2 separate regions of the Homo sapiens genome follow, and region 1 is linked to region 2. The links are chromatin contacts, found by Hi-C or POLR2A ChIA-PET in ENCODE. All regions are on one chromosome and are shown on one strand. Each heading gives the region's core, a stretch centred on a gene start or an enhancer-like site at or near the end of the contact. The rest is flanking DNA. Distances are from core to core; before and after follow the strand shown. Region 1 overlaps SLC1A2 (solute carrier family 1 member 2). Region 2 has its middle 24 kb from the start of CD44-AS1.

Region 1 (4,621 bases), core at 785-3,284, 34 kb after region 2:
CACGTACTGTTTATTTGTCTACCTCCTCCACTAGAGTGAGATAAATGTTCAAAAAGAAATGAGTACAGAGTGCTACAGGGTCATGTAGGTAGAACACTATCACACTTGGGTCATAAGAAAAGCTTTAAGTAGAAGTGTCTTGAGTTGGGCCCTAAGGATAAGTCCAAGAAAATGAGATAGAGAGAGGAAAGAAATAATATGCATGAAATCTAAGAGGTAGGAACACTTAGATGAATTCAGGATGGCTAACAAGTATAGTGAGAGACGCAGAAAGTAAGAATTAACCAAATCATGTATGGCCTTATCAGCCAAGTTCAGGAGTTAGTCTTTATCTCAAGTGTAATGAAGAGCCATTGAAAGAAAAGATCATGTTTGTTCCATTGTGAAGAACGAACTAAAAAATCATAAGCCTGAAAGAGTGAAATCCAGTTAGTGAGGATATGATGGGTTTGGAGAAAGATGGATTTGAGCAAGACTCAGGAGACAGAATTATAGGACTTGAAGACTGATTGGTTATAGGGAATAAAAAAGAGTCAAAGATTCCTCTCAGGTTTCTGGTTTGGGCAACCAGTAGACAATGTAACCATATGTAGGGAGCATGGTCAGTTGGAGCGGGAAAGATTCTGGCTTTGGTTTGGACACGTTGAGGGTGAAGCATGTGACTCAGTTATGAGCAGATGCCCCACAGATGGCTGGTAATATAGACTGATGGTCAGGAGACACATCTGTGATGCAGGTGATAATAGGACTCATCCCATAGAGAAGGCTGAGGATGCCACCGAGGTGCTTAATTAACCCTTGGAGAGAATGCAGAGTGTAAAAAGCAGACAGTCTAGGCTGGAACACTAAGGTCAACCAACTTTTAATGAATGGGCAAGATAAGAGCCTGCAAAAGTTAAAGGAAACTAGAAGAGTTTGTCATTTTGTAAGTAAATGGAAGTATGCTTCAAAATAAGGGTATGGCAAACAACCCTAATTATTATCTAGGGATCAGGTGAGATGAGGGTAAGACGTTTCTCTGGGAGGCTGAGGTGGGTGGATCATGAGGTCAGGTGTTTGAGATCAGCCTGGCCAGCACGGTGAAACCCCATCTCTACTAAAAATGCAAAAAATTAGCCGGGTGTGGTGTCGTGCACCTGTAATCCCAGCTGCTCTGGAGGCTGAGGTGGGAGAATCGCTTGGGCCTGAGAGACGAAGGTTGCAGTGAGCCATGATAGCGCCACTGCACTCCAGCCTGGGCAACAGAGCGAGACTCCATCTTAAAAAAGAAGATTCTTTTGGTTTTAACAACAAAGAGGTCACTATTGGCCTGGCAAGAGCAGTTTCAATACAGAGGTAGTGATAGAAGCCAGCTCACTATAGGTAAAAAATGGAAAGTGAAGTGAAGAAATGGAGACATTATGTATAATCAGCTTATTCAAGATGATTGATTGAGAAAGGAAGGAGAGGAAATGGCAGATGGAAATGGAAAGGAGATCAAATTTGTGTTTTGTTTTAAGAGGTAGAATATTTGAACATGTTTAAATCAAAATGAGAAGAGGTTGGTGGGGAAGAAGTAACTGAAGATACAGAGAAGAGGGAATAATTGATGAAGTTAGGTTCCTAGAGAGATCAGAGAGGATGGAAGTCCAGAGTGGAGATAAAGGCCATTTCCTTTGGTGGAGGGACTGTATTCCATCAATACAGAAGGGAAGGAGTAAAAGGTAAGATTATGAAAATAGGTTTCTAAGTGAGAAGGCAGGACGTTAAAGGGGATCTGTTAAACAGAAAGCTGTCAATTTGGATTAAACTAGAATACAGAGCCCTCTCATGCCAGGTTTCTCTGCCACAAGGCATTCTGGGAAGATTCCCAGGATGCCCAGCCAGGAGGTAGGTCATGGCTGCTCTGCATGGGTCTTCCTTTCTGAAAATGCTGCAAGGCAGAACACCCTTGAGGCTGCCAGGGGAATGTCTGACCAACTCTGGGGAAGTTTAACTGGGGCCCAAGGCAGGACATGGGAGTTTGTGGTTCATGTGTGGAAAGTTTCTTCACAGGCAGAGTTTCATTTTCTCTCACAATCATCCCTCACCACTCAGGAAACCCTGTCTTTCGCGTTGCCCTCAAGAGCTTTAAGGCTTGGTAAAAGACAACTTTTAGAGTGTGTGACACCATCTTTGGGTCTGGACGCTGTGTGTCAGGACTGCAAGAAGGGGATGAAGATGAAAGCAGATCTTGCATTTCATGGGTTTTCTACAGATGACACGGCTATGCTTTAGAGGTCACCAGGAACCAAAAATGAGAGAGGGGCTTGACCGAGTTACTTCACACTGAGTCACTGGGTCTGGTTCACTGAAAGAAAAACAAGTACCAAGGTACTCTCTCTCATCTTCATCTCTCAGTCTAAATCCTCCAACAGGGAAATGTGAAATCGTCTGGAACTCCTGGTTCACAGAGAAGAACAGGGCTGAGGGAGCTGTCACCCACAATTCATCTGGTGTCTTGCATTGGATTGAACCATATGAAATTGCCATTTATTTCCATATAAAAAGGTCAAATATTGGCAATTTCATATGGTTCAACTTAATATTGATAGAAACAAAACATAGCACCTGCCTCTCAGGATGCATGGTGCGAAGGGACTGTCTTTAGGGGCAGGGTGTGGAAGAGGGGTCACTTGAGGCCCCAAACCCGAGGAAGGCTGGCACAGCTCTGGGCATTCAAGGGCTAAAGTCACATGGGGTTAGGGAAGAAAAGGAGATCCACGTAAGCATTGGCTAAGAGCGTGAAGTCCGGATACCAGCCTGGATGACACTCCCAGCTCAAGCATTAAAGATTTCTTAGCCTGTCCTGCTCAGCTTTCTCATTCGTAACATATGGAGAGGGATACTCACCTGCAAGCATGTTGAGAAGATAATAACTGCTAACATGTATTGAGTGCTTGTCAACCAAGAGGTCCTCCACCAAGGCTGTTTTATATAAAAGGCTTATATGACCCAGAAGAAGCTTCTCATTATATTACCATTTTTAGTCCAGGTGAAAAGGGGATCAGAGCATTTTCTCTTTTATTCCTCCCTACACCTTATCCATTTCTTTTTGCACCTAGGAGGCTCCATTGGGATTTCTTGACCCCATTACTAGACTATAAGCTCCTTGAGGACTGAGACTATGTTTCATTTACTTATGGCACAGGCTGGGCAGGGGAGAATGGGGAGGCTGGTATGTGGAAGGGGCAGGACCAGGATGGATTGTGAATTTAAGACTTGAAAGCAGATTAGCTCTAGAGACACAATTGGTTTTTGTTTAGTAAAACATCTGGTTAGATATTTTCGTGGTAAAAAGTCAGGATGCAGGCCATGATCTAGCAGGATGAGGAGAGAGGCACAGAGAGCTCAGATTACTTTACAGATGAAAAGGAGAGGGGTGTCCAGAGAGCTGGGGAAATATTCAAAGATGGAGAACAAGGAGTCCCAAGGGGAAATTCCCAGGGGTGGGGAATACTAAAAGATTTTTTAGAAAAGGAGATGCCTAACATTACATTTTTATTTTATGTCTGTGCTACCTGAAATTATTAACAGTGAAATAACACTTGAGATTCAACAGTCGATGAAGGGGAGACGACTTCTTTTTCATTTTATTACTCTTTTGAACTTTGTCCTTCCCTTTGCTATGAACATGCATTTATTTTGTGATATATCAAAAAATGATTTTGCTGCGCAGAACTATAGCCCTGCCCCATCCCGCCTTGATCTGCAATTATGCTGCCTCAAGTCAGAGAAACTTTGGTGAGAGAGGAAAGGACTTAGTGGAAAAGGGGCCACATTCCATGGGGAGGTTGATGTAGACCGGAGATAAGATGTAAAAAAGAGAATTCAGTGGAAGTGGGAAATCAAAGCAAAAGACTAAGATAGACATAAGCCCCTAAAATCTTCAAAGAAAAGGTTAACGTAGGAATTAGTTTTGTTTTCCACCAGCCATGAGTGGAGGGTCAGTTAGTTAAGTTTGTGTGTGTGTGTGTGTGCATGTGCATGTGTGTGTCTCAAATTTTTAAAACAGCAGAACTCAGATGAGCATGCTTGGAACACCCAAGGATATCTAGATCATCTGGGTTTGAACCCCAATTCAGCCAGTTAATATCCACTAAATTGGGATAAGTTACTTCTCTCTGAACCTGTTTTCTCAACTGTAAAACAATGATAATACTATTAGTTGCTTCATAATCTGCTGTGACTTTCAAACGAGCCCATGTAAAGTGCTTAGAACAATATCTAACACTTAAGGAGCACTCACTAAGTATTAGCTATTTGCATCCTGTATCTTTTCAATCTATTTTTTTGAAAGGATGCATCAACTGTCAAGAGTTAACTCAAAAAAAAGTAGAGGTGCTCATATACCCACAATCAGAAACTCCTGTTTTCCTTCTCCGTCTCTAGTTCATTGCTTCTGGAAGGGAGAGTCCCTGGAGATTGCATCATCAGAATCACCTGGGAACTTGCTAGAAATGTCAATTCTCCAGCCCCACCTCAGATATATCTCTGGGAGATTTTGGTGCATGCTCGAGTTTGAGAATGAATGCTCTATTCTCTCCAGAGAGGAATGCTGTTGGGAGGAGCTTCAGAGCCCTCCTGGAGGGTGGAGGCTCTT
Region 2 (5,138 bases), core at 713-3,212:
CTCTGGCTTAACATGCCTGAATTGTCTATTGTCAGAAGTTTGGTAAACTGAATTTGCTGAAGTTAAGACATCATCTCCAAATGTTGCAAACCAGGTCAGTATTCCAGAGCTCCCTGTGCCTGGTGGAGCCAAAGGAGGCTTTCAGAAACCACTGAAAAGATTTGGGGATGAGTACACTCACCATTTAGACCACATTGGCAATGGAATTAATTTAGGAAACCATAAACAACTTCATAGATGCTGTGCTTATTGGAAAGGGAAGAATCAGTCATGTGTAAATGTGATTTTTGCTGTGATGCCCGGGGCAAAGGCTCAGTGGAGAAGAAAGTCTGGCTGGGCATCCTGGCCTCAAGCCCCATTTCTTGCCTGTGTTGACACCTGGTCTTGAACACCAGTAGTTTGCCTGTCAGGGCCGCCCATAACCCGGCTCCTCAATCCTGCCCCATTAGGCTTCCAGACTGCTGATCTCATTACGTGGTGACTACTGTTTTCCAGAAGTCTTGTCTAAACCACTTCCTCCTTCCTCTCTCCCGAAAGAGGAATAATAAACCTCAGAAGAGGAGGCTAAGGTTTAGCTTTTAAAAGGTGATATTTAAAACAAGACTCTCAGTTCAAATTCAACCTCTGCCATTTACTTATGTATAACCTTACACGAATTATTGAACAGTTCTGTGCCTCGGTTTCCTCATCGGTAAAGCAGGAATAATAATCTCTACCGGAAAGAATGCTGGGGGGTTAAATGAGATAATATCTGTAAAATGATGGAATATAGTAGACGCATATAGGTTTCCTTCCCTCATTTCTGCTATCTTAATCACTTTTGTGTGAATACACAGTAGGGGTCTAGAAAGAATATGAACCATGATTTGGGAGAAGTCAGAGGTGTTCCAAAAATTTCTGAACCTCTCCCAAACCCTTTTAAGCACTGGGGTCTGAAAAGCCTACCCTCTCCCACCCTAAGATTTCCAAATAGTATCAAAAAGAAGAAGAGATTCCCACTCCTGTTTTCTGGGGAAGGGTGGAATATGCAGGTTTATTATTGCCAACATCTATAACACAAAGGCTCTGCCAGAGCCAACCTTCAAGGTGACCCCTAGATAGGGAGAGAGAAGAAATGAGATTGAAATTTCAAGGGCCTAGCTCTGGAGATTCTGAAGATCCTTGACCTTGGGAACTCACCCATGCAGAAGTGGAGAGACAGGTTTTCAATAATAAAGGCTAAGGGCTTCAAATTTCAGCTTGGGTTACTAGAGTTCAGTGAGAGATTTACTTTTTATTTTCGCCTCTTCTAGGATTCTTTAAATCTCATTAAGAAATGAAGAGAGAAATGTGAAGAAAAGCTGTCAGAGGGGTAAACTGTCAGAGGGATGCAAAGAAGAGTAAGATTTCAAACAATTGTTCTGAAAGAAAGTTAGTAGCTATTTAATAAGGACTGTCTATGCATATAGCAGATATTTAAATCATAATAAGTATAAAGTAAACTCAAAAGCGTCTCAATAAGGACAGCATCTCTCTTCCAAACCTCAATGGGTTTTGCTGGCTGCACTTCCAGGGCAAGTTGTCTTGGCCACACTTTACTTCTCTTCCACTCTCTCAATCCCTTTCACTGGGCTTGGAGGCACAGCAACTCAGAACTACAAAGTCTGGTCTGGGCAGCAGAGTCATTGGCTGCGCTGTACTCTCCCTCAGGGCAGTGGCAAGCTGGGACCTCTCTCAATAGGCAAGGGACCTCCGACTCCCTGTTTTAGATCACTTCCCCCTTGGACAAAATTTAGACCTTTGTGTAAAAGCTGACTGAGAAAAGTGCAATGTGTTCATCTGTCAAGCCAAGGATGAGAGTAATGAAAATTTTCCCATCAAGGTTCACGTCCTTTGCAGAAACTTCGTTTTCAACCATCTTGTTGGCCTTCTCTGCCCTGTTGATAATGCGCCCCCTAGTGGATGCTTTACAACATGCCCTTTGTCTTCGTAGAAACTGAGTCCTTCCGCCTGACTTCCGTTCTCGAATCCTCAAGGTAAAACCAGAAAGAAGAGGGTGAAGGTGGGCATCCTTGCACTCAAGGCTTAGTGGGGAGTGGGAATGGGAATGGAACTGGGTTGCCTGAGTTGGGACAAACGGTTGGGGAATAACTGATGGTCCACGTTTTCTTTTTAAACTACATTTTGTGTTTTGAAAAGGATTTATAGATCATGAAAAGAAGGAAACATTCATTAGTTGCAATTTAAACGTCATTTACTGAATATCTACTATATGCCAGGCATTGCGCCATTGCTGCGCTACAGATCCTTGTCTGAAGGACACAGATAATTGTAGCCAAGAACCTGCTATGACAGAGGGATAGATAGAATATTGATCTATAATGGCTGAAATTGAGCATTTGCTATCTACTTGGGCACTGTCTTAAGCATGTTGCATGTGTTAACTAAATTAAGTTATTTAACCTCTCTGTGGTTTAACAGGTAATCGTAGAACATAGCTTACAGAGTTATCAGAACTAAACAAGATAATACCTGAAAGATCTTAAAACAGTGCCTGGTACAGACATGCTAAAATAAGAAAACGGAAATGATACTCTGCACAACCTTGTGAGATGAAGTACCATATTATGTTGCATCTACAGATGGGGAAACTAAGGCAGAGGAAGCATAGTCACTCTGCTAGTAACTGGCAGAGCAGTCTGCCAATGTAAACAGCCCAGACCTAGAACATGCTCTCTTAACTCCTATGCCACACTGCTTCTGCCTGAACATACTGACTCTTTTAACAGGAATAGTTTTCATTTCAGTTCTTAAAGAAGGCTGGCATCAAAATTAGTGAGCTATTAAACAAGTGTCAAAATTATTGGGGACTGTAAATCACTTTATGTCTATTAGTTGATTCTAAGTGTGGCACAGATTACTTGTTCATTTGATGTTTGAGGAAAAGTTTAATAATATGCCAAACTTTGGTTCTCAGTTTTCATTTACAAAGAAGCTCTTGGCTAAAGAAATTTCCTAAAAGAATCTAGGACTACTCAAACAAGAGACTGGCTTATTTTCTGCCTTTTATTGTTCCTTAAAAAGAATTCAACATTAAAAATACAAAAGTAATTGTCTACTTCATTTCTGTAGAAAGGTAGACAATAAGACATCCATTTTCTAGAAAATTCTTTATTCCCAGAAATTTTATGCTAGAAATGTTTTCTGTTCCAAAAAATATCATCTAATCTCGTTGATGAACCACACAAAGGGATTACATTTTAAGTCTTATCATTGTGACTGAATGAACTGAGACTTCCCCTCTGCCTCCAGGGTTTAGGGAAGTACGACTTGGACAAGATATTCTTTATTGTCAAATAACAATGAGGTGTCTGATAAACTATCTCAGAGGCAAGGTGGGAGAATGCTCTTTTAGCATAATAAGTCCAGGGTATTTAATTCTGCTAGTAAGAGTGTCAAAATGAGTAGGAGAAAATGGTTTATGTCATACAGGTTAGAACAGAGAGTTTCTGAAAGAAATTAATCCTGGAGGTGGTGAGATGTGCTTGATTTTAGGTAACCCAGGGGAAACCCAGTGTGGTAGTATCTTTTTGATGCTGCCCACCACTCCCCTCTCCACCCCCGCCTCCCCACCGCCAAGCTCCCAGAGACAAGCTCTCACCCTTGTGGACTCAAGTTATCCCTTCTCCCAGTGGAGCAACTATCACTTGAAGGAGGACAAAAGCAGTTGGCATCCAACGTGGAAGGCTAGGAAAGCTGAGGGGACCGAAAAAGCTGAGACAGGCATGAGCTGGTTACAGAGGCTCTTGGACTTACAATGGGGCCATATTCCTATAACACATCATAAGAAGTCAAGAATGCATTTAATACTGGCATAAGCCCATCATAAAGTCAAAAAAATTTAAGTCAAACCATCATTAAGTTGGAGGCTATCTGTATTTCTGTGGGAAGGGGTTGTGATTATAAGGAGAAAGGGAAGGTTGTGGGGACGCCAGAGATAGATGGGGTTAAAGGAAGAAAGATGAGGGACAAGAATTAAAAGAAGGGATGGACACGGCGGCTCACACCTATAATCCCAACACTCTGGGAGGCCGAGGCAGGTGGATTACTTGAGGCGAGGAGTTCGAGACCAGCCTGGCAAACATGGCAAAACACCATCTCCACTAAATATACAAAAACTAGCTAGGCATGGTGGTGCACATCTGTATTTCCAGCGACTTGGGAGGCTGAGGCACGAGAATTGCTTGAAGCTGGAATGCGGAGCTTGCAGTGAGCGAGATAGCGCCACTTAACTCCAGCCTGGGCAACAGAGCAAGACTGTCTCAAAAAAAAAAAAAAAAAGGAGAGGAATATCTCTTGCGAAGGCATGCACATACACACACCAGCTTGTGTGATTCAGGGGTAAGAAAACCTGGTCCCTTTCCTCCTATTTCACCATTACTATCATTATGCAAGGCTTTAAAAAATCAGTAGCTGAGGCTGTAATTTTCACATTCCTTGTAATGTCCTTTGCATCTAGAAGATCACCTGGCACATGGATGGTCAGTCATGTATGTTGAACAAATGCACAAATAATAATAGTAACAGACCTCGTACGTGATCAAAAAAAAAAAAAAAAGAGGAATTAACTCACTTGTTGTATTCCAGGGGCTCTTCCAGGGTATTTGAATGGAGATAAAATGTCTGCTTACTTCCTATCTAAGTCATAGCCTAGAACTAGAGCTGAGAATATATTCCTCAAGCCAGCTGCTAAATAGCTAGTAGAATGGCACCAAGGTGCCAATGTGGACCTAGCCAGGGTGTATATGAGTTTCTTCTAATGAGAGGGGGGTACTGGAGGCAGTTAAACATTGACCTGGAGCTGCTTGCTGGGAAGCAGCGTGAAGTGTTGCTTCCATTTGAGAATGAATATTCCATCACAGAATTCCAGTTAAAGTCAACAGATTGAATATACTCATTATGTATTCTCCTTCCTAACACTTACTCAAATGATCACAAATGCATCAAAATAATGTAGACTCACAAAGAGATTGGAAGAAGGGACCTTAGCAGAAAAAGATATCAAGAGATTTTGGAAAACAGTAAATGGCAGAGGAATTCATGATCTAGCAGGTGTAGGAAGATGTCACCTAAGTGTGAGCAGAGTGAGAGCCTCTGAG

Evidence for each region. Hi-C counts contacts between places; a loop is a spot of excess contacts on that map. ChIA-PET counts read pairs that join two places held with the same protein, here RNA polymerase II (POLR2A). Pooled maps may share reads with other maps.
Region 1: a map of naive thymus-derived CD4-positive, alpha-beta T cell shows a loop between it and region 2 (1.9-fold over the local background). The contact joins two enhancer-like sites. A Hi-C loop is called at or near these places in 5 of 168 maps with a recorded cell type or tissue (HepG2, aorta, ascending aorta and 1 more), 1 of 37 single-sample maps with no recorded cell type and 13 of 50 pooled maps. POLR2A ChIA-PET finds 5 or more read pairs at or near these places in 8 of 52 experiments (AG04449, AG04450, BJ and 5 more).

Annotation. Positions count from the first base shown.
Region 1 is chr11:35,270,582-35,275,202 of GRCh38, forward strand. The region is part of intron 9 of SLC1A2 (solute carrier family 1 member 2); the gene reads right to left. Among named protein-coding and RNA genes, the nearest start is that of SLC1A2-AS1, 8.9 kb to the right of the region's middle. RefSeq lists an enhancer at 2,165-2,214. Within about 2 kb of position 2,035, at least 5 of the 41 ENCODE cell types and tissues checked have a DNase peak (open chromatin) inside an H3K27ac peak, as active enhancers do.
Region 2 is chr11:35,236,380-35,241,517 of GRCh38, forward strand. No RefSeq gene overlaps it. Among named protein-coding and RNA genes, the nearest start is that of CD44-AS1, 24 kb to the left of the region's middle. RefSeq lists enhancers at 1,653-1,722, 1,733-1,802. Within about 2 kb of position 1,963, at least 3 of the 41 ENCODE cell types and tissues checked have a DNase peak (open chromatin) inside an H3K27ac peak, as active enhancers do.